Linked DNA regions of Homo sapiens: all the other regions are linked to region 1. Evidence: chromatin contacts called from ENCODE Hi-C or POLR2A ChIA-PET data. All regions are on one chromosome and are shown on one strand. The core of a region is the stretch at or near the end of the contact, and the rest is flanking DNA. Distances in the headings are between cores, read along the strand shown.

Region 1 (5,060 bases), core at 1,540-4,039:
TACGGGGACTGGATTGTAGCATTTATACCACCTGACTCCCAGACTGGGAAAAGGAGGCTGCAGAGGAGGGTGGAGTTGCTCCTGGTTGTCCATGGATAAGAGCCGAGCTGGCCACCTGTCTGCCCGGCCTGTTTGCCTGGGTCTGCTGTTGGTGGCTGGGATGTTAGGCTAGGCTGTGTGTGACGCTGGGCAGGACGCTGCCCCTCGCTTAGCCTGAGGGGCTCTGGGGCCTGTGTCTGCACTATGCACAGGGGAAGGTATATGGTGACGGGGGTTGGGGGTGGTTGGCTGGGCTGCTCCTCACCTGGCTTGGTGACATGTAGCTCAGGTATCGCATTGCAGGGCACCTGGCCGTCACTGAGGGCACCGACTATCAGCACCGCGTCGAAGGTCCCTGTGTGTGTGTGGGGGGGGGTGGGGACATGGTGTGATGCTTGGAAGGTACTTTGTCTATGGTGTGGCCTCAGACCACCCTAGGGGTGGGACGAGGCTACTACCCGCATCTGCAGGACCCAGGTCCCCTAGAGGATAAGGTAAGTATGGCCCAGTTCTGGGCTGCAGTCAGATCGTGGGGTGCAGGGTTGAGTGAGGGACTGGGAGCTTAGTGTGGGAGAGGGATGGAGGATCAGCAAGGGAAAGGGCTTCATGAGGGTGGGCCTCGGGGTGTGGAGGTGGGAGAGAAAGTACCTTCCGGGCTGGGCAGAGGCTCCTGGCCCAGGGTGCAGAGGCTGAGGCGCTGATAGAGGCCGGGGGCCTGGGCCTGTTCCAGCATCCCTGGGCTCCCATCCACCCCATGCAGCTGGAGGAAGCCTGGAGCCCGCAGCTGGGGTAGGGGTGGGAGACTCAGTCATGGTTCACACCTGCCACTTCCCGGCTGGGTCCCTGCACCTTGGCAGGGCAGTGGACTCTGCACTGAATGTGGCCCATGCATTTGCTTTTTTTAAATTTTTGAGACAAGGTCTCTCTCTGTCGCCCAAACTGGAGTGCAGTGGCGTGATCATAGCTCACTGCAGCCTTGAACTTCCGGGCTCAAGTGATCCTCCCACCTCAGCCTCCCATGTAGCTGGGACTACAGGCGTGCACCACCCTGCCTGGCTAATTTTTAAATCTGTTTGTAGAGACAGGGGTCTTGCTATGTTGCCCAGGCTGACCTCAAACTCCTGGCCCCAAGCTGTCCTCCTGCCTCGGCCTCCCATAGTGTGAGCCACAGTATGCCTGGTCCTGTCTCATGCATTTGAAACAGTGAGTCTGAGGTGTGGGGCAGGGTTCTGGGGCCAGGGGCAGTAGGAGATTTGAGGAAGTGCGGGGCTAAGGAGTAGGCAGGGGATCTGGAAGAGCCTCACCTCGGCAGCCACTAGGCCTGTGCCACAGGCCACGTCCAGGATCAGGGCACTGTGGGGCGGGCCTGGAAGGGCTTGTGTGAGGCAGTCCACTGCGAGGCGGGGCGCACGGTACAGCAGGGTGGCCACATCCTGGGGAAAGAGTGCCGGGCCTACAACACCGGTGCCCCAGTGTTTGGGGGATCTCCCTTATGGGGTGGTCTCAGAGTCTGCCAGGCTAAGCTGTGTGTGTTGGGGATCAAGCCTGGCTGGGGCTAGCGTGAGGGGACGCCCAGGCATGAGGTGCTTCCCATTGCTAAAGGGCCAGGACTGGAGAGTTAGCCCCCAGCCCACTGTACAGTAGACTCAGCCCTCCAGGGACCTTCTCTCCTGGCCAAGCGGCTCTCTCTGCTGAGTCCACATGACTTTTTTTTTTTTTTTTTTTGAGACAGAGTCTCCCTCTGTCACTCGGGCTGGAGTGCAGTGAAGAGATCTTGGCTCACTGCAACCTCTGTGTCCCGGATTCAGGCAATTCTCCTGCATCAGCCTCCAGGGTAGCTGGGATTACCAGGCGCCTGCCACCACGTGGGCCTGGCTAATTTTTGTATTTTTAGTAGAGTCAGGGTTGCACCATGCTGGCCAGGCTGGTCTCGAACTCCTGACCTCAGGTGATCCGCCCGCCTCGGCCTCCCAAAGGGCTTAGGATTACGGCTTGTGAGCCACCGCGCCCGGCCCCACAGTGACTTCTCAATAGCACCTCCTCCAGGCAGCCCCCCTCAGGAGGTCATGGCCCCTGATGGGGCTGCCAATCCAGAGCTGTGGGGCGGGTTCTGGAAGGGGCAGGACTGTAGGGTTCTTAGCCAGGCCTCACTTCGTCCTCACAGCCGCCCCCGGGTGCAAGGCTGATTCCCCACTTTACAGGTAGAAAAATGGAGGCTGGTCTAGTGGAGGCAAGGCCCCAAATGAGTTTACCTGGTCGTAGTCCGGAGCCCAGCGGTCATAGAAATGGAGCTTTTGGGCCAGGTCGGGGATGCCATGCGCGGCCCTGACCCGCGCCCGCACCTCGGGCAGGCTCCCACCCTCCTCCTGGGCCATGCTCCTGTGGGGACACCGTTGCCCTGTCTCGAGGTCCACCTCAATCGCCCATCCCCTCCTTTCCCCCTTCCCTCCTCCCCCTTCAGAGGAGGCTGCCAGGCCTCCTGCCAGCGCGACCCCTATCCCGGCCCCTATCCCAGATGGGGACACTGAGCGCAGAGAGGGCGGGCTTGGATATTTACACTCTGGGGCTGCAGGGCTGGGGGAAGGGCAAGGTGGGAGAAGGGGGTGCCCCGCGGCTGGAGGAAGGACCTATCTTCCTCTTTTCCGCCCTCCGACTGAGAGAGGGTCGGAGGTGGGCGACATCCGGAGCGAAACGGTCTCGAAGGAGGCCGGAGTCAGAACTCACCGCCAATCCAGCGCGCCTCGGGCGTGTGGGCAACAGGACTCGGGGCGGGGCCTGTGTTGCGACCCTGGCCACACCCTCACCGCCTGCCCGCAATGATTGGTTTTCCGCTGAGAGAAAATAGCCAGTCAAAGGAAGGCGCTGGCAGTCTGCCCGCCCCCCCCCCCCCCGCCAGCCAATGAGCTCAAGGCTTGTGGCCCTCCTCCAGCCTTGGTAGAGCAGGGACTGCGGAGATGTTTTCCTGCTGTGCGGGTTTAGGGGCTTCTCGGTGGTCTGGCCCCGGCCTCCCCCTCCACCGTCAGGTAGCAGCACCTCCACCATCCCCCTCCAACTGCCCTCCTGCCTCCTGAAGTCCTTTATGCTTCCTGAAAGCATGAGGTTTGTAGGCACTGGGGAGTCTCTGAATTCTTATGGGCAGGAGAGGGACCTAGGATTAGCTTTCATTTTTACTTTGTATTTATATTTACTTATTTTGTTTTATTTTTGTTTTGTTTTATGAGACAGGGTCTCACTCTGTCGCCCAGGCTGGAGTGCAGTGGCTTGACCATAGCTCACTGCAGCCTTGAACTCAAGCTCAAGCCAGCCTCCTGCCTCAGCCTTCTGAGTAGCTGAGTAGCTGGGACTACAGGTGCATGCCACCTTGCCCGGCTTTTTAAATTTTTATCTATTTATTTTTATCTTCGTAGTTTTTGTAGAGACAAAAAATGTTGTCCAGGCTGGTCTTAAACTCCTAGTCTCAAGCGATTCTCCCACCTCTGCCTCCTGGCAAATTTTATTTTAATAATTTTATTTTAAAAAACCGTACTGGCAAATTTTATTTTAATAAGTTAAATAGCCACATGTGGCTAGTGGCTACTGTATTGGACAGCAGAGAGAGTCTTGCGGCTGGAAGTGTGACCTGAAGATACGCAGCGTCAGCCTCCGTAACATCTTGGTTTCCTCTAGGAGATGCCCTAGGGAAGCTTGTGAGAAATGCAAAAATTAGGCCGGGGCGCAGTGGCTCACACCTGTAATCCCAGCACTTTGGGAGGCTGAGGTGGGCGGGTCACTTGAGGACAGGAGTTTGAGACCAGCCTGGCTAACAGGACAAAACCCCATCTCTACTAAAAATACAAAAATTAGCCGGGCGTGGTGGCGGGCATCTGTAATTCCAGCTACTCAGGAGGCTGAGGTGGGAGAATAGCTTGAACTTGGGAGGCACAGATTGCAGTGAGCAGAGACTGCGCCACTGCACTTCAGCCTGGGTGACAGAGCAAGACTCCATCTCAAATAAAAAAAAAAAGTAAAAATTCTCAGTTGACCTGGGACCTTCTGAATGAGAATTAGATTTCTGGGACTGGGGCCCAGAGTTTCTGTGTTTCTACAAACTCTGCAGGCGATTTCTAGGCAGCTGAAGGTTCAGAAGCGCTGGTCTAGAGGACCTGTGTTGGAATCAAGGGTTTGGGCAGGCAGAATTTGGCAGGCTGTTGCAGGTGTCCAGGCAGGAGGTGATGGTTGCATGACCTTGGGTAGAGGTCATGACTGCGGAGAGGAGTGGGTGATCTTCAGAGATGTTTAGGGGGTAGAAGTGTCGAAGTGTCAGAGATGTTTGAACCAGAGCAACTCCATCTTGAATAGCGGCTGAGTAAAATAAGACTGAGACCTACTGGACTGCATTCCCAGATGGTGAAGGCATTCTTTTTTTATGAGATGGGGTCTCGCTCTGTCACCCAGACTGGAGTGCAGTGGCTCAATCTCAGCTCATGCAACTTCCACTTCCTGCCTCAGCCTGCTGAGTAGCTGAGATTACAGGGGAAAGGCTTATCAGAAACTCAAAGAATAGGACCATTTGTCTTTCACCTTCCTGTGACCCGGAGCCCCCTCCCTGCTTCGAGTTGTCGCCACCTTTCTAGACAAAACCAATGTACTTCTTACATATATTGATTGATGTCTCGTGTCTCCCTAAAATGTATAAAACCAAGCTGTGCCCCGACCACCTTGGGCACATGACGTCAGGACCTCCTGAGGCTGTGTCACAGGCGTGCGTCCTCAATCTTGGCAAAATAAACTCTCCAAATTAACTGAGACCTGTCTTAGATTTTCTGGTTTTACAGGGTGATGAGTAGAAGGAACCCTGTAGCGTTGGAGGAGAGTGGGAGATATTAGAGTAAACTCATGGGTTTTAACATAAATAAATGGAAAGATATGTAAATAGACATACATGTATGTGTGTGTATTTGTGAGTTTCCTAGCTTTGTCTGCCAAAATGACCTAAACACAATTAACGCTTCAGTAGTAATCACCACAACGAGCATCCAGAT
Region 2 (5,060 bases), core at 1,731-4,230, 450 kb after region 1:
GGCCTGATGCCAGGGCAGGGGCCAAGGCCAGGACCCCAACCCTCACATCAGACAGCATCAGGTTCATCTACTGAAAGAAGCAGAAAAACTCGAACGCAAACTTTTTTTTTTTTTTTTTTTTGAGACAAAGTCTTGCTCTTGTTGCCCAGGCTGGAGTGCAATGGTGCGATCTCAGCTCACTGCAACCTCCGCCTCCCGGGTTCAAGTGATTCTCCTGCCTCAGCCTCCCAAGTAGTTGGGATTACAGGTGTGTGCCACCATGCCCGGCTAATTTTTTGTATTTTAAGTAGAGACGGAGTTTCACCATGTTGGCCAGGCTGGTCTCGAACTCCTGACCTTGTGATCCGCCCGCCTTGGCCTCCCAAAGTGCTGGGATTACAGGTGTGAGCCACTGTGCCCGGCCCCCCAAATGCAAACTGTAACAAGACAGAAGCCTGTCTTCTCTCATCTGGAGCAAGAACAAAAGGTGTCCCTCTCAGGTGACTTGCTCTTTGAAGCTCCACTCACCAGCGGCCAGGTAAGGTCTGTTGACCGCAGGCTGTTGCTCTGAATAATACTGGGGGCCATCAGTGAGGGAGGCAGTACCTGTGAAGGTTGGGGGCCCCTGCCTACCTCCTGAGGCACATGTGGGAGGCTAGATCTGCTGGGCAGGGGCTGGTGAGCTCAGGTACATCCCAGCAAGACCCATGTCACCTTGGCAAATCCCTGCCCCATCCCGTCCCGTCCCGTCCCATCCCATCCCATCCCTTCTGTTGCCCAGGCTGGAGTGTAGTGGTATGATCTCCACTCACTGCAACCTTCGCCTTCTGGGTTCAAGCCATTCTCAAGCTTCACCCTCCCGAGTAGCTGGGATTACAGGCATGTACCACCACACCCAGCTATTTTTTGCATCTTCTGTAGAGATGGGGTTTCATCACGTTGGCCAGGCTGGTCTCGCACTCCTGACCTCAGGTTATCTGCCCGCCACCACCTCCTAAAGTGCTGGGATTACAGGTGTGAGCCACTGTGCCTGGCTGGTTTATAACTGTTGATATACAGGTTATGCATCCCAGCCACAAGGAACAATTAGCTCCCTGTTTCCTGAACACTGCCCTCTCCACCCTGAGTCCCCTCCCTCCCTATGGGTTCACACCTCCTACAGAAGCCCAGTCTTTCTGGAGTTCACTCTGAACCTCCTCCCTTATTAGTCTCCAAGTCTGGCTCTCCACACCAACTGGGCACCCCCTCAGGGCTGACCCCATGCCCAGCCTCCATCATTACAGCATTGCATGTTCGCTGAACTGAATTGAAACACTCTCCCCAATTTACAGATGGGGAAACTGAGGTCAAAATGTTTAGGCCAGGCACGGTGGCTCACAGCTGTAATCCCAGCACTTTGGGAGGCTGAGGTGGGAAGATCATCTGAAGCCAAGAGTTTAAGACCAGCCTGGACCCCAACATAATGAGACCCCATCTCTATAAAAAACACAAAAAATTAGCCGGGCATGGTGCATGCCCGTAGTCCCAGCTACTCTGGAGGCTGAGGCAGGAGGATCATTTGAGCCTGGGAGTTTGAGGCTGCAGTGAGCTGTAATCACACCACTGCACTCCAGCCTGGGTGACAGAGTGAGACCCCTTCTCTAAAAAAAGGTTCACTCACTTCTCAAAGATTATGGATACCAAGACAGTTGAGGGGTGGTAATGTTAACTTAGTAAGTTCATTCATTCATTCAACAAATATTACTGGATGTCTACCCTCTGCCAAGCATTGCACTGGGTCCCTTAGGGGATAGGAACAAGATCGTATGTGGCACTTCTCTCCCGCAGAACAGTGGTCTCACCATACAGACCACAACCTCCCCCAACACCCACATTCCTGCACTCAAGGGAAAAGCAGGGACATTTAAGCTGTGCTTTGAAGGGGGAATATGATTTGTCAAACAGAGAAAGGGGGCAGGGCAGGACTGGTAGAACGGCCAGCTAGGTCAAAGGCATCCAGGCGAGCTTATCAAGGGGGGACAGAGGGAAACCAAGCCACAGAAGCCAACCGCAGCCTGGGCATGGACAGGGGCTGGGGCTTGGTCACTGTTTAGTTCCTGAGCTGTCACTTGGCATCTGCCTCTCCACGCAGGAGGGGACCTGGCAGCTGCCTCAACTCCTCTGAAATAGCAGTACATGCATCCTGTCCTGGGGAGGGTTCATTTGTATCTTGGAAGCTGATCACCATGAGATCCTTTTTTTTTTTTCTTTTGGGACGGAGTCTCGCTCTGTCACCCAGGCTGAAGGGCCGTGGCTTGATCATGACTCACTGCAGCCTCGACCTCCTGGGCTCCAGCGATCCTCCCACCCCAGCCTCCCCAGTAGCTGGGACCGCAGGCGCGCGCCCAGCTAATTTTTGTATTTTTTGTAGAGACGAAGGTTACGTTGCCCAGGTTGTTCTCGGACTCTTGGCCTCAGGCGATCTGCACGCCTTGGCTTCCTGAAGTGCTGGGATTACAGGCGTGAGACACTGCCCAGGCTATGAGATCCTTGATAACCATGAGACCCTGTGCCACAGTTCCCCACCCACGCTGGCCCCAACACAGACCTGAAGTTTTCGCCCCAGCTGCACTGTCCCCCTCCTCATCCTTTCTGTCCAGCGCCAACAGCATCTCACCTTCCCAAGCTGCCGTCCTTCCCAATGACCAGAGACATCTTTGCAAGCATAGCATGGCTGGAGGATGCGTTTCACCAAACGCGATGTAAGCACCACCAGGTGCCCAGCGCGGAGGTGGATGTGGGCGAACCCTGGACGCCCCACAAAGGACAGCTGCGGCCTGGGAAGGGAAGGAGATGGAGCGGGGAGAGGGGGAAGAGGTTGCTCCGCGTTTTCCGCCCGCCCGCCTGCTTTCCGCGAGGCACTGAGGCCTGAAAACCGCGAGGCCGCCCACGCGCGCCTGACCCGCCCCCCCCTCCCGCCCGCCCCAGGCCCCGCCCTCCCGCGCCCGCCCCTGCGCCGGCCCCTTTTGTTCCCTCCCGGAGCCGGGCCGCTGGCTCCGCTGGCTCCGCTGGCTCCGCGGGCGCTCAGCTCGGCTCGGCCGCGGGGCGCGCAGGCGGCTGCTGGGCGGCCTCGGTGCGCGCCTCCCGCCTTCCCAGAGACGTGGCGCGAGGCCCGGGCCCTGAGCACCTATCGCGGGGATCCCCGGCGCCAGGAGGGGGTGCAGCCGGTGGGCAGCGCCGCGCAGGGAGGGGCCGCAGCATCCTCGCCCCCCAGCGCGCCCGGGCCCGAGAGGAGGAGGCCGGGGCTCTCCGGGCCTCCCGCCGCTTAGCCTGATGCTGGAAGGACGAAGGTAGGGGCTGCTGGAGGGGCCGAGGGAGGGGGTCGCGCGGGCAACAAAGGACGGAGAGATGCGGGGGGCGGCGGCCTGGCCGAAAGCGGGGCTGCGGGCCCGGAGGCATTGTCGGGGCGTGGGCGGGGGCGGGAGGGTTCGAGGCCGGCCGGTGGGCGTGGGCGGGAGCTGGCTGGGGTGTGCCCCAACTTCCCCGTTGCTTGTAGGAGAGGAGGGGGCACTGCTTGGGGTGCCAGGGTTGGGGGCTATTCCCGGGCTGCGGGTCCCCCTGTTGAAGGCATCACCAGCCTCATCGGGGTCCCTACCCTCGGACGGGGGTTTGGCCCTTCTGTTGGAGGGTCGCCCGTACCCCCTTCCAAGGGCAGAGCAAGACGGCTGGACGCGCCGCAGGGCTCTCTGGGCTCACAGAGCCTGGGGAGCACAGCCTGGTGGGCGCGGCCATGCAGCCCCCATCTCCAAACCTGGGGTCTGGGAGAACAGGGACTGCCCCCCTCTCCTCCCTGCTACACCCTCTGGGGTCGCCTGGCCGATGGCCTTTGCAAAACTTGGTTGAAGTGCTTGGCTGAGGTGGGGTAGGAGGAGATTGAGGCGGGCGGCTTCTCTCAGGGGGTGTCCCCCCAAGCTGGCGCTGGTGGCTGGTGAGGCAGCAGATTTTCTGCCCTCCTCCCGGGGAGGGGCGGCGGCCGCGGAGGATGCTTGGCTGAACCTTCAGGGCCCGCCCGTTTGGACCTTTCAGGCAGAGCTTGGGCCGAGCGGGTGCCCACTGGGCACTGCCACGCAGGCCCCAGCCCCACCCTGGGAAGGACGGGCAGAGGGAGCACCTTGGGGGGAAATCACCCACCCAGCAGTGTGTCCCCCAACGTCTGAGACCCCTCCTCTCACTTCTGGGTGAGAAGTGGGGGTCTGGGATGAGGGGGTCTGCCGTCACTCTTGCGCGATGCCTGAGGGAGGTGGGTGGGGTGGCCTAGGGCTGTGGGCAGAGGAGGAGGAGGGTGCGGGGAGCACCACGTGTGTGCTTCAGAAGCCTCTTCCCTTTCGGTTGTAAATGTAAACAATAAGCCCTTCATTCAGCTGCTGTTACCTGGCCTGGCACTTCTAGGGGCTGGCTGGTCCACAGGACAGCAGCCTCGGTGTCCCCAAAAAGTGCAGCCCCGGGGGTTGATGAGTGCATTAGTGGGGAAGCTGGGGGCATAGAGGGGGTCCCCTGGAGGATGGGGCAGACCAGGAAGCTTCATAGAGCATCTTGCAGAAGTTTGCTGCCAGGTTGCCTGAAGGGGGTTTCGTGCAGGAGAAATAGCGTGAATAAGGGCTTGGAGTCAGAAAAGGAGGCTATTGGGTTAGAGAAACAGCTTAGGATTTAAGGAACTTAGACCTGCGTTGAGCACAGGATGCATTCTTGTCTGCAGTGCCTTGCGGGGGAATGATGGGATTCTGGCTTCAGGACAGGTGGAGGCGGTGGAGATGGAGAGGGGCTCCAAAGGCAGAAGAGGCAGGTGGAGGCGCCTGGGAGGAGCCTCCTCCACACACACCTGTGTGCACCTGCAAACTCCAGCCCTCAGCACCGTGCAGGCTGGGAAGGTGGTGCCTGGAATTCTGCACTCAGAGCCCAAAGTCCCAGCAGGGGGAATTTACTCCAAGGAGCAGTAATCGCTTTCCGGCATCTGCTGTCTACCTTGGCGGTGAAGAGTTCAGATGCTGGAGCTTAACAGCCCGGGTTCAAATCCCAGCTCTGCCACTCCCTAGCTATGTGAC
Region 3 (5,060 bases), core at 1,808-4,307, 300 kb after region 1:
TTCTACTCTTTCTTTTTTTTTTTGACAGAGTCTCGCTCTGTCACCCAGGCTGGAGTGCAGTGGTGCAATCTCGGCTCACTGCAATCTCCACCCCCCGGGTTCATGTCATTCTCCTGCCTCAGCCTCCCCAGTAGCTGGGACTACAGGCGCCTGCTACCACGCCCGGCTAATTTTTTGTATTTTTTAGTAGAGATGAGGTTTCACCGTGTTAGCCAGGATGGCCTCAATCTCCTGACCTTGTGATCTGCCCGCCTTGGCCTCCCAAAGTGCTGGCATTACAGGCATGAGCCACCGTGCCCGGCGGTTTTCTACTCTTTCATGACCACCTTTGAGTAGTGTCTTTGCTTTAACTCACCTCATTAGCATAAACTCCAGTGTGATCAAAAGGACTCATTATAAATAACAAAAGACATTCCTCCAACTCCTGGACTTAAGGGATCCCTCAAGCAAGCCTCAGCCTCCTGAATAGCTGGGACTACTCCTTTTTGCATACTCACAAGCCAATCAGCACACACTCCCCACCCTGTGCCTATAAAGGCTCCAGACTCAGTCAGCAGGGGAAAAGACGACCTGACTTCGGGGAAGGCAGCCTGCACTTCCCATCCCCTCTCCAGCTCCCCTCTCCACTGAGAGTCGCTTTCATTGCTCAATAAAATTCTCCACCTTCATCATCCTTCAATCGTCCGTGTAACTTCATTCTTCCTGGATGCTGGACAAGAGCTTGGGACCCAGTGAGTGAGGATACCCAGAAAGGCTGTCACACTGGGCCTTTGCCCTCGCCTGTGAAGGGCAGCTGTCCCCATGTGATGAGGCAAGGGGCCAGCTGATCTGCTGACATGTCACCATCTGTGGACAGCAGAACTAAAGGAGCACTGTAATAACACCCCCTCTGCAGCTTCGGGGACACGGGCACCCTCACCTAGGTGCTGCTGCTTTCCCCTCAAGGTGACATGCCTGCTCTGGCCATGGGCCCTGCATACAGCTTGCTCCTGTGTTGGTGCCTGGAGAAGCCAGCTGGCCAGATCCCACACTTAGTCACTTGTGTGCTCCCTCCTGCAAGGGGTTGAGCACAGGGGGCTGAGTAGATGGGGCATCCCTTCCATGAGTCCAGCGAAGGTGCCTAGAAAAACCCTGCATCACCACTGAGCTACTTTCCCAGGAGGTGAGGCATTCCCAGTCACAGGATGACACAGGAGGGTGGCACAAGACATAGGTGACAAAAAACCTTGCTGATAAAACAGGTTGCAGCAAAGAAGCCGGCCAAAACCCACCAAAACCAAGGTGGCGATGAAAGTGACCTCTGGTAGGCTGGGTGCGGTGGCTCAACGCCTATAATCCCAGCACTTTGGGAGGCCCAGGCGGGCGGATCACCTGAGGCCAGGAGTTTGAGACCAGCCTGACCAACATGGAGAAACTCCGTCTCTACTAAAAATACAAAAAATTAGCTGGGCGTGGTGGCACATGCTTGTAATCCCAGCTACTCAGGAGGCTGAGGCAGGAGAATTGCTTGAACCCGGGAGGCGGAGGTTGCAGTGAGCCAAGATCGTGCCATTGCATTCTAGCCTGGATGACAAGAGTGAAACTCCATCTCAAAAAATAGAAAGAAAGTGACCTCTGGTCGTCCTCACTGCTCATTATGTGCTAATTATAATATATTAGCATGCTAAAGACACTCCCATCAGTGCCATGACAGTTTAGAAATGCCGTGGCAACATCAGGAAGTTACCCTATATTGTCTAAAAAGGGGAGGAACCGGCCGGGCGCAGTGGCTCATGCCTGTAATCCCAGCACTTTGGGAGGCCAAGGCAGGTGGATTGCAAGGTCAAGAGTTCAAGACCAGCCTGGCCAAGATGTGAAACCCTGTCTCTACTAAAAATACAAAAATTAGCTGGGCATGGTGGCGGGCGCCTGTAATCCCAGCTACTCCAGAGGCTGAGGCAGGAGAATTGCTTGGACCCAGGAGGCAGAGGTAGCAGTGAGCTGAGATTGCACCATTGCACTCCAGCCTGGGTGGCAGAGCAAGACTCTGTCTCAAAAAAAAGTGGGGAGGAACCCTCAGTTCCAGGAATTGCCCGTGCCTTTCCCAGAAAATTCATGAATAATCCACCCTTGTTGGGCATGTAATCAAGAGATAACTATAAAAAATATCCAGCCAGCAACCTTAGGGGATGCTCTGCCTATGGAGTAGACATTCTTTGTTCCTTTACTTTCTTTTTTTTTTTTTTTTTTGTGAGATGGAGTCTCACTTTGTCATCCAGGCTGGAGTGCAGTGGTGCAATCTTGGCTCACTGCAACCTCTACCTCCCCAGCTCAAGCGATTCTCCTGCCTCAGCCTCCCAAGTAGCTGGGATTACAGGCGTATGTCACCACGCCCAGCTAGTTTTTGTATTTTTTAGTGGAGACAGGGTTTCACCATGTTGGCTAGTCTGGTCTTGAACTCCCAATCTCAAATGATCCGCCCACCTTGGCCTATCAAAGTGCTGGGATTACAGGTGTGAGCCACTGTGCCCAGCCTATTCCTTTACTTTCTTAATATACTTGCTTCCACTTTACTCCATGGACTCGCCTGGAATTGTTTCTTGCGTGAGATTCAAGAACTCTCTCTTGGCTGGGTGTGGTGGCTCACGCCTGTAATCCCAGCACTTTGGGAGGCCGAGGCAGGTGGATCATGAGGTCAGGAGTTTGAGACCAGCCTGACCAACATGGGGAAACCCTGTCTCTACTAAAAATACAAGAAAATTAGCCGGGCGTGGTGGCACGTGCCTGTAATCCCAGCTACTCAGGAGGCTGAGGCAGGAGAATCACTTGAACCCGGGAGGCAGAGGGCGCCACTGCAGTCCAGCTTGGGCAATAGAGTGAGACCCTGTCTCAAAAAAAAAAAAAAAAAAAAAAGATTAAAAAAGAACCCTCTCTTGGGGTCTTGATTGGGACTCCTTTCCAGTAACAGTGTGAAAGAAAAATAAAATCACCAGACCCCAAACTCACTATGTCAAAGGGCAAAAAGCTAAGCTTAGGAACTGAGTCATACAGGAAACTGCATTTTCTTTTGTTCCTAACCAGATAGCTGCAAGATTGAATGCCACGTATCTCCACAGGTGGCTTCCCTCACCCTGACCATGTAAATTCAGCTTACCTTCACAGGTACAGGACAAATAAAAAAATAGAAATCTGGCCAGGCATGGGGGCTCACACCTGTAATTCCAACACTTTGGGAGGCTGGGGTGAGAGAATTGCTGGAGCTCAGGGGTTGGAGATCACCCTGGGCAACCCAGTGAGAGGCTGTCTCTACGGAAAAGATTTTAAATTAGCCTGGTGTGGTAGTGCACACCTGTAGTACCAGCTACTCAGGAGGCTGCATTGGGAGTATTGCTTAAGCTCAGGAGGTCGAGGCTCTAGTGAGGTGTGATCGCACCGCTGCACTCCAACCTGAGCAACAGAATAAGACCCTGTCTCAAAAAAAAAAAAAAAAAAAAAAATCATGGCCGGGCGTGGTGGCTTACGGCTGTAATCCCAACACTTTGAGAGGCCAAGGGATCACCTGAGGTCACGAGTTCGTGACCAGCCTGACCAACATGGTGAAACCCCGTCTCTACTATAGACAAAAAATTAGACAGGCATGGTGGCACATGCCTGTAATTCCAGCTACTTGGGAAGCTGAGGCAAGAGAATCACTTGAGCTGAGGCGGCAGAGGTTGCAGTGAGCCAAGATTGCACCATTGCATTCCAGCCTGGGCCACAAGAGTGAAACTCTGTCTCAAAAAAATAACAATAATTTTTTTTTTTTTTTGAGGTGGAGTCTTGCCCTGTCACCCAGGCTGGAATGCAGTGGCACGACCTTGGCTCACTGCAAGCTCCGCCTCCCGGGTTCACGCCATTCTCCTGCCCCAGCCTCCCGAGTAGCTGGGACTACAGGCGCCTGCCACCACGCCCGGCTAAATGTTTTGTATTTTTAGTAGAGACAGGGTTTCACCATGTTAGCCAGGATGGTCTCAATCTCCTGATCTCATCATCCGTCCGCCTAGGCCTCCCAAAGTGCTGGGATTACAGGTGTGAGCCACCGCGTCCGGCCAATATTTTTCTTTTTTTTAAATCATACTTCCAGGCCAGGTGCGGTGGCTCACACCTGTAATCCCAGCACTTTAGGAGGCTGAGGTAGGCAGATCACAAGGTCAGGAGTTCGAGACCAGCCTGGCTAACATGGTGAAACCCTGTCTGTACTAAAAACTACAAAAATTAGCTGGGCGTGGTGGCACACACCTGTAATGCTAGCTACTCAGGAGGCTGAGGCAGGAGAATTGCTTGAGCCCGGGAGGCGGAGGTTGCAGTGAGCTGAGATCACACTACTGCACTCCTGCCTGGGGGACAAAGTGAGACTCTGTCTCAGAAAAAAATAATAATAATAAATCATACTTACCCCCACCCTAAGACAAAAGCATAATTGACTTCTTCCTCTACTCTGTGTTTACTTTATCTTGTGTAAAATACAGATATATTTAGCACAAGATGAATTCATAATTGACTGTTCCTTTTTCCCTCCTTTCACATGTGTTAAAAGAAAAACTTCAGCCAAATTAAATTTAAGGGAGTTTAATTGAGCAATGAACAATTTGTGAATCGGGCAGCCCCCAGAATCACAGCCGATTCAGACAGACTCCAGTGCAGCCATGTGATGGAAGAAGATTTATAGACAAAGGGAAATGACATACAGAAGTCAGTGAGGTACAAAAACAACTGGATTGGCTACAGGTCGGCATTTGCCTTATTTGAATATGGCTCAAACAGTTGGCTACATCTGACTGGCCAAAACTCAGTGATTGGCACAGGGTGTGGGCTATGGCCGAGTTATACCTCCGCTTGTTACAGTTCACAATGTACAGAAAAACCTTTAGGCCAAATTGAAATATGTAAAGAAGCAGCTTTAGGCTAAACTTGATTAACGTATGTAAGATGTGGATTCAGTGATCATGAATGAAAGCCTCACAGAAAGTGACCACTTATTTCACTACCTTCCCTAGTGTTTTTGTTGTTGTTGTTTGTTTTGTTTTGTTTTGTTTTTTGAG
Region 4 (5,060 bases), core at 1,488-3,987, 280 kb before region 1:
TGTGCTAGGCCCTGGTGATGCAGGGAACAAGATCCACAGTCCCTGCCCTCACAGACCCTGTCTTATATCTGGAAACAGACATGAATAGCTCAATTCAAGATTAGTCACTTAATCATCAGGTTCAACCATATCAAATTGCCATTTTTGTAGGTTAATTAGTCAAATACAGGAGGCCAGGCACAGTGGCTCACATCTGTAATTCCAGCACTTTGGGAGGTCATGGTGGGAGGACCACTTGGAATTCAGGAGTTCAAGACCAGCTTGGCCAACATGGTGAAACCCGGTCTCCACAAAAATACAAAAAATTAGCTGGGTGTGGTGGTGTACACTTATAATCAGCTACTCGGGAGGCTGAGGCAGAATTGCTTGAACCCGGGAAGCAGAGGTTGCCGTGAGCCAAGATCGCACCATTGCACTCCAACGTGGGTGACAGAGCAAGACTCTGTCTCAAAAAAAAAGAAATCAAATATAGGAAATGTCTTATGAGTCCATCTAATACAACTGTGGAAAGGTCTATGAAGGAGACTTGATCTAGATTGGGAATCTCAAGTGGTAAACCTAAGGAAGCAACTTTTGAGCTGAGCTAGGAGTTAACTCGGCAAGAGGGAGGAGAGGAGAGAGGAAGAAGAATGCCAGGCGGCAGGAAGAGCAGAGTGACTTCATTGGTAAGACAGCGGGCATCCTGGGAAAGAGCCAGCCAAGTGAGGCAGGAAGGAGGGCCTTCTTCAGTATTTATCCTAAAAGCAAGAAGGGAACCACTGAAGCATTACTAGGGGTGCTAGGATAAGATGCACATTTTATATATTTTTTTACAGATGGGGTCTCACTGTGTTGCCCAGGCTGGAGTGCCATGGCATGATCATAGTTCACTGCAGCCTCAACTCCTGGGCTCCAGCGATCCTCCCACCACAGCCTTCCAAATAAGGCTGTGCACTTTAAAAAGGTCACTCCGCTACTCGGAAGAGAGAAAAATAAAATCACTCAGTGCAAATGAACAGACTGGGGAATGAGCAAGAGCAGAAGCAGAGAGTTTACAGGGAGGCTGGTACAGAGTTCCAGGTGACAGGGGATGGCCCTTCAGCCTAGCCTGCTAGGGGCGGGGGGGTCAAAAATGGGGAGAAGAGAAAGGTGTACCTGTTCTTAGGTTTCACCAAAACCTCGGAGGATTAAAGGTGGACGAGGAAAACCATGAGTATGTTAAACTAATATTTATACTGAAACCCAACTATATATGAAGCCCTCAGACATAAAAAAGAGAAGGAACTTCCCTCTTGTGGGGAAATGGACAGATAAACACACAAATAAAGTCCAACGTACCAACGACCTTAAAGGAGGTAAAGGGATGGGAGGAGTTAAGGAAAGCTTCCTGGCGGGAGGTAACATCTACTTGAACTTTTATTTTCTGTAGAGACGGGGTCTCACTATGTTGCCCAGGCTGGTCTCAAACTCCTGGCCTCAAGCGATCCGCCCACCTCAGCCTCCCAAAGTGCTGGGATTACATGCCTGAGCCACCTCACCTAGCCAGACCTGGGTTTTTAAATTATTAGTAGTAATTGGCTATACAAAAGAGCTGACGAAGTTGGCTGTGAAAGTTTAATGTGATGACTCCGATACACACCGATATAGTATGTATCGGAGTTCCGGATACTAAACAGGGGCTCAATCGGCATCTTCCATGAACATTTTAGACACGGGGTCTCTCTCCGTAGCCCAGGCTGGAGTGCCGTGGCACGATCATAGCTCACTGCAGCCTCCAACTCCTGGGTCCCAGCAATCCTCCCACCACAGCCTCCCAAGTAAGGATGTGCACTTTAAAAAGACCACTCTGCTACTTGGAAGTGAGAAAAATAAAATCACACAGTGCAAATGATGAACGGACTGGGGAATGAACAAGAGCAGAAGCAGGGAAATTAGAGGGAGGCTGGTACATAGTTTGCAAAGGACTCTCCTGACAGCCGCCGGGGCAGCAAGAGAAAATGCCTACCAAGCTCGCGGCGCAGGGGCCGGTTACTGGGGGAAAGGGAGGGGTATCCCTCTGGATGACACCAGGCTTGCTCCCTTGACAGATGGACTAACCCAGAAACTCACCCAACTTCAACGCCTGAATACGCAGAGCGCTCAGCCTGGCGGGCTGACACCACTCCAGGGCTACTCGCTATTATCAAGAGGAAGCCTGGAAACGCAGGCGGGGCCACTGCCCAGGAAGAGGGGAGGGCGGGCCCCGGGCTGGGCCGGGCGCGGGCACCGACGCCAGGCAGCTCCAGTCCGGGCCGGAAGCCGGAATCCCCTCCCAGGCGGCGCGCGGCAGCAGCCGCAGCAGGTGGGCGGGCCCGCGAGCCGGGAGGACCGCTGATTGGCCGCGGCCGGCGCGCCCTCTGACCTCACGCCGACGCCAGCGGCGCCCTCCTCCCGCCTTCTCCCGCACCCCCCTCCCCCAGCGCCGGCCGGTCGGCTCCCACCTGACCCGCCAGTCCCACGCTCCTCAGGGCCTGGATCCGCGACCCCCGCCAGCCCCCTAAGCTCCGGCCCCTCACCATTTCCGCACTTTCTCGATGGCCGCCATCACCTTCTTGATGTCGTCCTTGGCCCGGCTGCGGGTCTCCGCCCGGACCGACCGGCCCGACATGGCGGCGGCGGGAGCGGCGGGGGCCGGGGCACTGCTCCCAAGACACCGGGGATCGCGCGCCTCACGCGCCGCCGCCCGCCCGCCGCCGCCGCAGCGTCACAGCGGCCGTCGCCCCCTCCGTGCGCGCGTGCGCGAGAAAGCGCGCGCACCCGCCCGCCCCTTGGGGCTCACGGCCTCAGCGCGCCTGCGCGCCCCGCCCGGGGCGTCCCTCCTGAGTGCCCCGGGAGTCCCCTGAGCCCCCTACCCGGGCCGGGGTGCGAGGCGGGTTGGGCGCACGTGCTTGTGGTCAGGGCGAGGTGCGAGGTGCCGCCGGTGGGCAACCTGGTTCTCTTCCCTGAGAGTTTGGAGGTCGGCTCCCTGCTCTGGCCAGCGTGTTAGGAACCTGACCCTGTGGAACCGCACTCCTGCGCCATCTCTGTCCTCCCGCCTCTCCTGCCCAGCACCTTTGCCCTCTGGCTCCTACGCTGTGCTCCAACCACGCCTTTCTTAAGGATGGCTTCCGGTCTTTGCACACACCTGTTCCTCACCTGGAATCCCCTCCTCTCTTTACCAGATGAACTGCTTTCCCAGCATTCAGACCACATTCTTGCCTTTTCTCGAGTATCTAGTAGTCCCAAGTATTTGGGAGGCTGAAGCGGGAGGATCACTTGACCCCAGGAATTTGAGGCTGCCGTCAGCTATGATATGATCGCACCTGTGAATAGCCACTGCACTCCAGCCTGGGCAACATATGGAGACCCCATGTCTAAACGAGACCCCGTCTCTAAAGTAAATAAATAAAAAGATGTCTATTTTGTGCAAGACTCTGTACCTAAAGCTGAAGACATACGTGGTTTTGGTTTCAAAGAGCTTCCAGTTTGTTTATTTATTGAGACGGAGTCTCGCTCTGTGACTCAGGCTGGAGTGCAGTGGTGTGATCTCCGCTCACTGCAACCTCCGCCTCCCGGGTTCAAGCGGTTCTTCTGCCTCAGCCTCCTGAGTAGCTGGGATTACAGGCGGGTGCCACCACGCCCAGCTAATTTTTGTAATTTTAGTAGAGACGGGGTTTTATCATGTTGGTCAGGCTGGTCTGGAACTCCTGACCTCGTGATCTGCCCGCCTTGGCCTCTCAAAGTGCTGGGATTACAGGCGTGAGCCACCACGCCTGGCCTTTTTTTTTTTGAGACGGAGTCTCGCTCTTTTGCCCAGGCTGGAGTACAGTGGTGTGATCTCGGCTCACTACAATCTCCGCCTCCCGGGTTCAAGCAATTTTCTGTCTCAGCCTTCCGAGTAGCTGGGATTATAGTCGTCCGCCATCACACCCAGCTAATTTTTTTATTTTTAGTGGAGATGGGGTTTCACCATGTTGGTCAGGCTGGTCTTGAACTCCTGACCTCGTGATCCACCTGCCTCGGCCTCCCAAAGTACTGGGATTACAGGCGTGAGCCACCGCACCCGGCCCAGTTTATTTATTCATGTGGAGAGGGGATCTCACTATGTTGTCCAGGCTGGTCTTGAACTCCTGGTCTCAAGGGATCCTCACAAAGTGCTGGGATTACAGGCATGAGCCACTGTGACTGGCTGAGCTTCCAGTTTAGTAGAACATTCAGACGAAAAAAAAATATTTATTTTTTACTTTTACTTATTTTTTGGTACAGGGCCTTGCTCAAGTGATCCTTCTGCCTCAGCCTCCTGTGTAGCTGAGACCACAGGCGAGGGCCACCATGCCTCGCTGACATTTTTTTTTTTTTTTTTTTGGTAGAGACAGGGTCTTCCTATGTTGCCCAGGTTGGTCTTGAACACCTGGACTCAATTGATCCTCCTTCCTCGGCCTCCCACAGTGCTGGGATTGCAGACGTGAGTCACTGGGTCCAGCTTCCCAAAGCATATTTAAAATGCTATTTGATAAATGCTAGCCTAGGCGGAGCATGGTGGCTCACGCCTGTAATCCCAGCACTTTGGGAGGCCAAGGTGGGTGGATCATTTGAGGTCAGGAGTTTGAGATCAGCCTGTCCAACGTGGCAAAACCCCATCTCTACTAAACATACAGAATTAGCTGCTTGGAAAGCTGAGGCAGGAGAATCGCTTGAACCCAGGAGGTGGAGGTTGCAGTGAGCCAAGATCGCACCATTGCACTCCAGCCCGGGCAACAAGAACAAAACTCCATCTTGGAAAAAATAAATTAATTAAACAAATAAGTAAAATGCTATTTGATAAATGCCAGCTTAAGTAGGGGAGGGGAGGTGTAAGATGCTATGGCTTTTATTCCTAGTCTGCAGCAAAGAAAAAAGAGGTGTTATGACAACCTTAATCTTGAAGCTGACCTCTAAAAATAGGGTAGGTGCTGTTACTCCCAGGGCAGTGTTCACAGATGCTACAGATGCTCAATAAATGTTTGCATGAATGTTGAATCCAGTGCAAGCTCTTGTCCTCTTTGCCCCCACCCAATTGCAGG
Region 5 (5,060 bases), core at 1,073-3,572, 260 kb before region 1:
TCTCCTGACCTTGTGACCTGCCCGCTTCGGCCTCCCAAAGTGCTGGGATTACAGGCGTGAGTCACCATGCCCGGCCCGGCAGCTGGATCATCTTGATGCCCAGGAGTTCCACCAGTCTGGCCAACATGGTGAAACCCCGTCTCTACTAAAAATACAAAAATTAGCCGGGCGTGGTGGCAGGCGCCTGTAATCCCAGCTACTCAGGAGGCTGAGGCAGGAGAATCACTTGAACCCAGGAGGTAGAGGTTGCAGTAAGCCAAGATCGCACCACTGCACTCCAGTACCTGAAAGAACTCGGGGATGAGAAGTCAACATCTGTTGAGTCCTGTGCGGGGGAGTGGAGCCAGTCACTTTTGTAAAAGATACTTAATTGAGTCACAAAGCTGGCATGTGGTAAATGACTGCAGATGCTCCCCAATTCCAACAGGAAAAAAGCTCCTGGGCCCTGCAAACAAACACAGCCACAATCTGTCCTCTGCTTCCTTCTCTCCAGGCATGTCTAACAAGCCCCCCTCCTCACACTTAAGTCATACCAAATGCTGTTTGGGGACTCCTTGCCTTCTCGGGTATTGCCATTGGCAGGAATGTCTTTTTTCCTTGGCCTTCTGGCAAACTCTTCTTCTAGAACCATCCTTTGAGACCCCACACTACCTCATGTGCCCCCTATTCTCAGTAATGATTTCCCTAACAACCACCTCCCCCATAAAAGAACAGGACTCGGCCAGGCAGGGTGGCTCACGCCTGTAATCCCAGCACTTTGGGAGGCCGAGGCAGGTGGATCACAAGAGGTTAGGAGATTGAGACCATCCTGGCTAACACAGTGAAACCCCGTCTCTACTCAAAAAATACAAAAAATTAGCCGGGTGTGGTGTCGGACGCCTGTAGTCCCAGCTACTCAGGAGGCTGAGGCAGGAGAATGGCGTGAACCCAGAGGCGGAGCTTGCAGTGAGCCGAGATCCCGCCACTAGACTCCAGATTGGGCGACAGAGCAAAACTCCGTCCCCCTGCAAAAAAAAAAAAAAAAAAAATGCAGGGCTGGCCGGGCACAGTGGTTCACGCCTGTAATCTCAGCACTTTTGGAGGCCAGGACGAGTGGATCACCTGAGATCAGGCGTTCGAGACCAGCCTGACCAACGTGGCGAAACCCCGTCTACTAAATATACAAAAATTAGCCAGGCGTGGTGGTGTGTGCCTGTAGTCCCAGCTACTCGGGAGGCAGAGGCAGAAGAATCGCTTGAACCTGGCAGGCGGAAGTTGCAACGAGCCAAGATTGTGCCACTGCACTCCAGCCTGGGCAAGAAGAGCGAAACTCTGTCTGAAAAATAAATAAAAAGAGCAGGGCTGCCCACTGACTCTCTGGTGTTTCCCATTTCTAGTACTAACCTCTTCTATGAAACTTTTCAGAGACAGGCTCTTGCCGTCACCCAGGCTGAAGTACAGTGGCGCGATCTATCACAACTCACTGCAGCCTTGAATTCCTGGACTCACGACACCCTCCTGCCTCGGCCTCCCATGGAGCTGGGACTACAGGGGCGTGCACAACCACACCCAGCTAATTTTGCGTAGAGATGGGGTCTTGCTATGTTGCTCAGGCTGGTCCCAAACTCCTGGGCTCAAGCGATCTCCCTGCCTCGGCCTCCCAAAGTGCTGGGAATACAGGCGTGAGCCACTTCGCCTGGCCTCAGTGAAACTTATTTCACCGTGTTTTTCACTTACATATTTAGGTGTTCATAATACAGATGTACTTCTCCTTTACTGGACTCCTTACAGAAAAAGACCCCAAAGCCTATCACAGGGTCATAGATGCCCAGTAAATGCTGCTGCACATCACAGAATTGGTGCTTTTTCCGAGATCGCGGCCACGGAGCAGGCTGAAGAGTTTACGGTGCTCTCCTGGCCACCCCGGGGACGGCCTGGCCTCGGCCACAGAGAAAGCCGCAGTAAGGGGCCCAGGTTGGAGCCAGTCCCGCCCCAGGAGGTGCGCCTAACCCGGCAAGGCGGGTCCCCGTCTCTGGAAGCGAAGCTCACGTTACCAGAGGAGAAACTGAGGCCCATGGAGTCGCCGGGCCCCACCAGCCGCGGGCCCAAACCGCAGGTCGGACCACGAGGAGGCCGGGAGCCGGGACACCGCGGGCCGCCCCCACCCGACCCGGCCCCACTTACAGGCGGGCCGGCCGCTCCTCTCCTCCCCCGCGCGCAGCCACCCCCGCGCTACCGCCGCCGTCGCCATCAGGGCCAGCAGCCCAAGCAACACCGACAGCCCCATGAGCTCCGACATCTGCGAGAGCTCCATGTTGGTGGAACCACTGCCACCTCAGCTAGTGAGTACGCGGGCGCCCGCACGGCTCTGCCGGGCCGCGCACGCACGCGGGGGCGCGGCCTGGCCGTTGGGGAGCCTCAAGCGGCTGGGCCTGGCCGTTAGAGCGCCTGGGGGCGGAGCCTGGTTGTTACAACGCCTTCAGGGCGGGGCCTGGCCGTTAAAGCACCTCAAGGGGTGGGGCCCGGCTGTTGTGGCGCTCGAGGGGCGGGGCCTGGAGTTAGAGCATCTCCACCCGCCGAGCCTAGTTATTAGAGCGCCTCGAGAGGCAGAGTCTGGAGTTAGCGCGTCTCGAGGGGCGGGGCTGGGTTGTTAGAGCGTCTCGAGGGGCAGAACCCGGAGGTAGAGTGTCTCGAGGGGCGGGGCCTGGAAGTAGAACATCTCGAGGGGCAGGGCTCGACCCTTGGTGCGTTTCGAGGGGCGGGTCGCCTGGCGGTTGAGATTGCAGGGCTGCGGAGGGCGGAGGAAGGCGGGATTTGCGATCACTGCTCACGCCTCCTCCTGAAGAACTCACTGATAATTGTTTATTAAAGGCATTATTCCAGCCATCACCACACTGGATCCTTTCAAGGAAGCGGGGCGGGGATTATTATTACCATTTAACGGATAGGAAACTCAGCATCAGCGAAAGTTCAGATGGGCTTTTAAGGAAGAGTAGGCCAGGCGCGTGGAGTGGAACAGCCTCCGCAAAGACCTGAGAAGCTGGGATGTGGGAAATGGCTAGAGGGGCGGAAAGGTCTGGGGGACGTTGAGCGCTGGCTCCATCCAACAAGCTGCTCATTACAGGGAGAGGTGGGGCAAAAGCTGTGTCTGAGGATTCCCTGGATGGACCTTTGTGTGAAAAGACCAAAATCAGAAAACCGGCAGTGGCTTCAAGGATCCGAGAGGGAGGTGACGAGGGCCTGGATTTGGGGCTGGCCTGGCAAGTCGAAAGTTAAAAGGGAGAATTTTTAATAGAAAACTTATTTTATTTATTTATTTATGTATTTACTTTTGAGACGGTTGCCCAGGTTGGAGTGCAGTGACGCGTCTCGGCTCACTGCAACCTCCGTCTCCCGGGTGCAAGAGATTCTCCTGCCTCAGCCTCCAGAGTAGCTGGGATTACAGGCGCGTGCCACCATGCCCTGCTACTTTTTGTGTTTTTTATAGAGACGGGGGTTTTGCCATGTTGGCCAGGCTGGTCTCGAACTCCTGACCTCAGGTGATCCACCTGCTTCGGCCTCCCAAAGTGCTGGGATTACAGGCGTGAGCCACCATGCCGAGCTGGGAGATTATTTTTATTTTTTATTTTTTGAGATGGAGTCTCGTTGCACTGTCGCCCAGGCTGGAGTGCAATGGCGCCATCTCTGCTCACTGCAACCTCTGCCTCCCGGGTTCAAGCGATTCGCTTGCCTCAGCCTCCCGAGTAGCTGGGATTACGGGTGCCCGCTAGCATGCCCCGCTAATTTTTTGTATTTTTTAGTAGAGACGGGGTTTCGCTATATTGGTCAGGCTGGTCTTGAACTCCTGACCTCGTGATCCGCCCGCCTCAGCCTCTCAAAGTGCTGGGATTACAGGTGTGAGCCACCGCGACTGGCCCAGACCAGGAAATTTTTTCATAGAAAACTTATTTTTTTTTTTGAGACAGAGTCTTGCTCTATTGCCCAGGTTGGAGCGCAGTGGCGCGATCTCGGCTCACTGCAACCTCCGCCTCCTGGGTTTATGCCATTCTCCTGCCTCAGCCTCCCGAGTAGCTGGGATTACAGGCGCCCGCCACCACGCCCGGCTAATTTTTTAAAAATATTTTTAGTAGAGACGGGATTTCACCGTGTTAGCCAGGATGGTCTCGATCTCCTGACCTCATGATCTGCCCGCCTCGGCCTCCCAAAGTGCTTGGGGGATTACAGGCTTGAGCCACCGCGCCCGGCCAGAAAACTTCTTTTAAGGCCGGGTGCGGTGGCCCATGCCTGTAATCCCAGCACTTTGGGAGGCCGAGGCGGGAGGATCACCTGAGGTCAGGACTTCGAGACCAGCCTGGCCAACATGGTGAAACCCCGTCTCTGGCCAACATGGCGAAACCCCGTCTCTACCAAAAGTACAAAAATTAGCTGGGCGTGGTGTCCCACGCCTCTAATCCCAGCTACTCGGGAGGCTGAGGCAGGAGAATCACTTGAACCTGGGAGGCAGAGGTTGCAGTGAGCCAAGATTGCTCCACTGCACTCCGGCTTGGGTGATAAGAGTGAGACTCCATCTCAAAAATAAATATAAAATAAATAAAAAAAGAAAGAAAGAAGAAAACTTCTTTTAAAATAATTACAGCCGCCAGGCACAGTGGCTAAAGCCTGTGATCCCCAACACTTTGGGAGGCCAAGGTGGGAAGATTGCTTGAGCCTAGCAGTTCAAGACCAGTCTGGGCAACATAGCAAGACCCCATCTCTATAAAATAAATAAATAGGCTGGGTGTGATTGCTCACACCTGTAATCCCACCACTTTGGGAGGCCCAGATTTTAGCCCAGGAGCTTGAGCCCAGCCTGAGCAACATAGTGAAACCCCGTCTCTACCAAAAACTACAAAAATTAGACGAGCGTGGTGGCACATGCCTGTGGTCCCAGCTACTTGGGAGGCTGAGGCAGAAGGATCACTTGGACCCGGGAGGTGGTTTTGCAGTGAGCCGTGATTGCATCACTGCACTGCAGCCTGGGTGAGGGTGAGACTCCGTTTCAAAAAAAAAAAAAAAAAAGTTAAGGCTGGGCACGGTGGCTC

The links. A loop is a pair of places that touch in the nucleus more often than their neighbours do. ChIA-PET counts read pairs that join two places held with the same protein, here RNA polymerase II (POLR2A). Pooled maps may share reads with other maps.
Region 2: a loop to region 1 is called in a pooled map, with 2.3 times the contacts of the local background. The contact joins the promoter of CLIP2 here to the promoter of METTL27 in region 1. A Hi-C loop is called at or near these places in 4 of 50 pooled maps.
Region 3: POLR2A ChIA-PET joins it to region 1 with 13 read pairs in BJ. The contact joins the enhancer-like site here to the promoter of METTL27 in region 1. POLR2A ChIA-PET finds 5 or more read pairs at or near these places in 2 of 52 experiments (AG04449 and BJ).
Region 4: a loop to region 1 is called in a pooled map, with 12 times the contacts of the local background. The contact joins the promoter of BCL7B here to the promoter of METTL27 in region 1. A Hi-C loop is called at or near these places in 8 of 50 pooled maps. POLR2A ChIA-PET finds 5 or more read pairs at or near these places in 7 of 52 experiments (Caco-2, HCT116, MCF 10A and 3 more).
Region 5: a map of CD8-positive, alpha-beta T cell shows a loop between it and region 1 (13-fold over the local background). The contact joins the promoter of TBL2 here to the promoter of METTL27 in region 1. A Hi-C loop is called at or near these places in 2 of 168 maps with a recorded cell type or tissue (CD8-positive, alpha-beta T cell and naive thymus-derived CD4-positive, alpha-beta T cell), 4 of 37 single-sample maps with no recorded cell type and 12 of 50 pooled maps. POLR2A ChIA-PET finds 5 or more read pairs at or near these places in 9 of 52 experiments (AG04450, GM10248, GM12878 and 5 more).

Annotation. Positions count from the first base shown.
Region 1 is chr7:73,839,727-73,844,786 of GRCh38, forward strand. It overlaps METTL27 (methyltransferase like 27), which reads right to left and starts at 2,790. Exons shown (of 6, transcript NM_152559.3): 1 at 2,764-2,790; 2 at 2,292-2,418; 3 at 1,344-1,472; 4 at 688-823; 5 at 305-394. The coding sequence starts at 2,414. RefSeq lists an enhancer at 2,429-2,728 and a silencer at 2,849-2,948.
Region 2 is chr7:74,286,427-74,291,486 of GRCh38, forward strand. CLIP2 (CAP-Gly domain containing linker protein 2) reads left to right here and starts at 2,981. Exons shown (of 17, transcript NM_003388.5): 1 at 2,981-3,308. LOC107986742 (a long non-coding RNA gene) reads right to left here and starts at 2,881. Exons shown (of 2, transcript XR_001745024.2): 1 at 2,636-2,881. RefSeq lists silencers at 2,900-3,369, 3,390-3,459 and enhancers at 3,335-3,979, 3,980-4,623.
Region 3 is chr7:74,138,819-74,143,878 of GRCh38, forward strand. No RefSeq gene overlaps it. Among named protein-coding and RNA genes, the nearest start is that of EIF4H, 33 kb to the right of the region's middle. RefSeq lists an enhancer at 7-536. Within about 2 kb of position 3,058, at least 2 of the 41 ENCODE cell types and tissues checked have a DNase peak (open chromatin) inside an H3K27ac peak, as active enhancers do.
Region 4 is chr7:73,554,953-73,560,012 of GRCh38, forward strand. It overlaps BCL7B (BAF chromatin remodeling complex subunit BCL7B), which reads right to left and starts at 2,738. Exons shown (of 6, transcript NM_001707.4): 1 at 2,535-2,738. The coding sequence starts at 2,626. RefSeq lists silencers at 2,074-2,523, 2,544-2,593, 2,614-2,723, 2,774-3,013.
Region 5 is chr7:73,576,257-73,581,316 of GRCh38, forward strand. TBL2 (transducin beta like 2) reads right to left here and starts at 2,323. Exons shown (of 7, transcript NM_012453.4): 1 at 2,164-2,323. The coding sequence starts at 2,293. RefSeq lists a silencer at 1,935-2,574 and an enhancer at 2,905-2,974.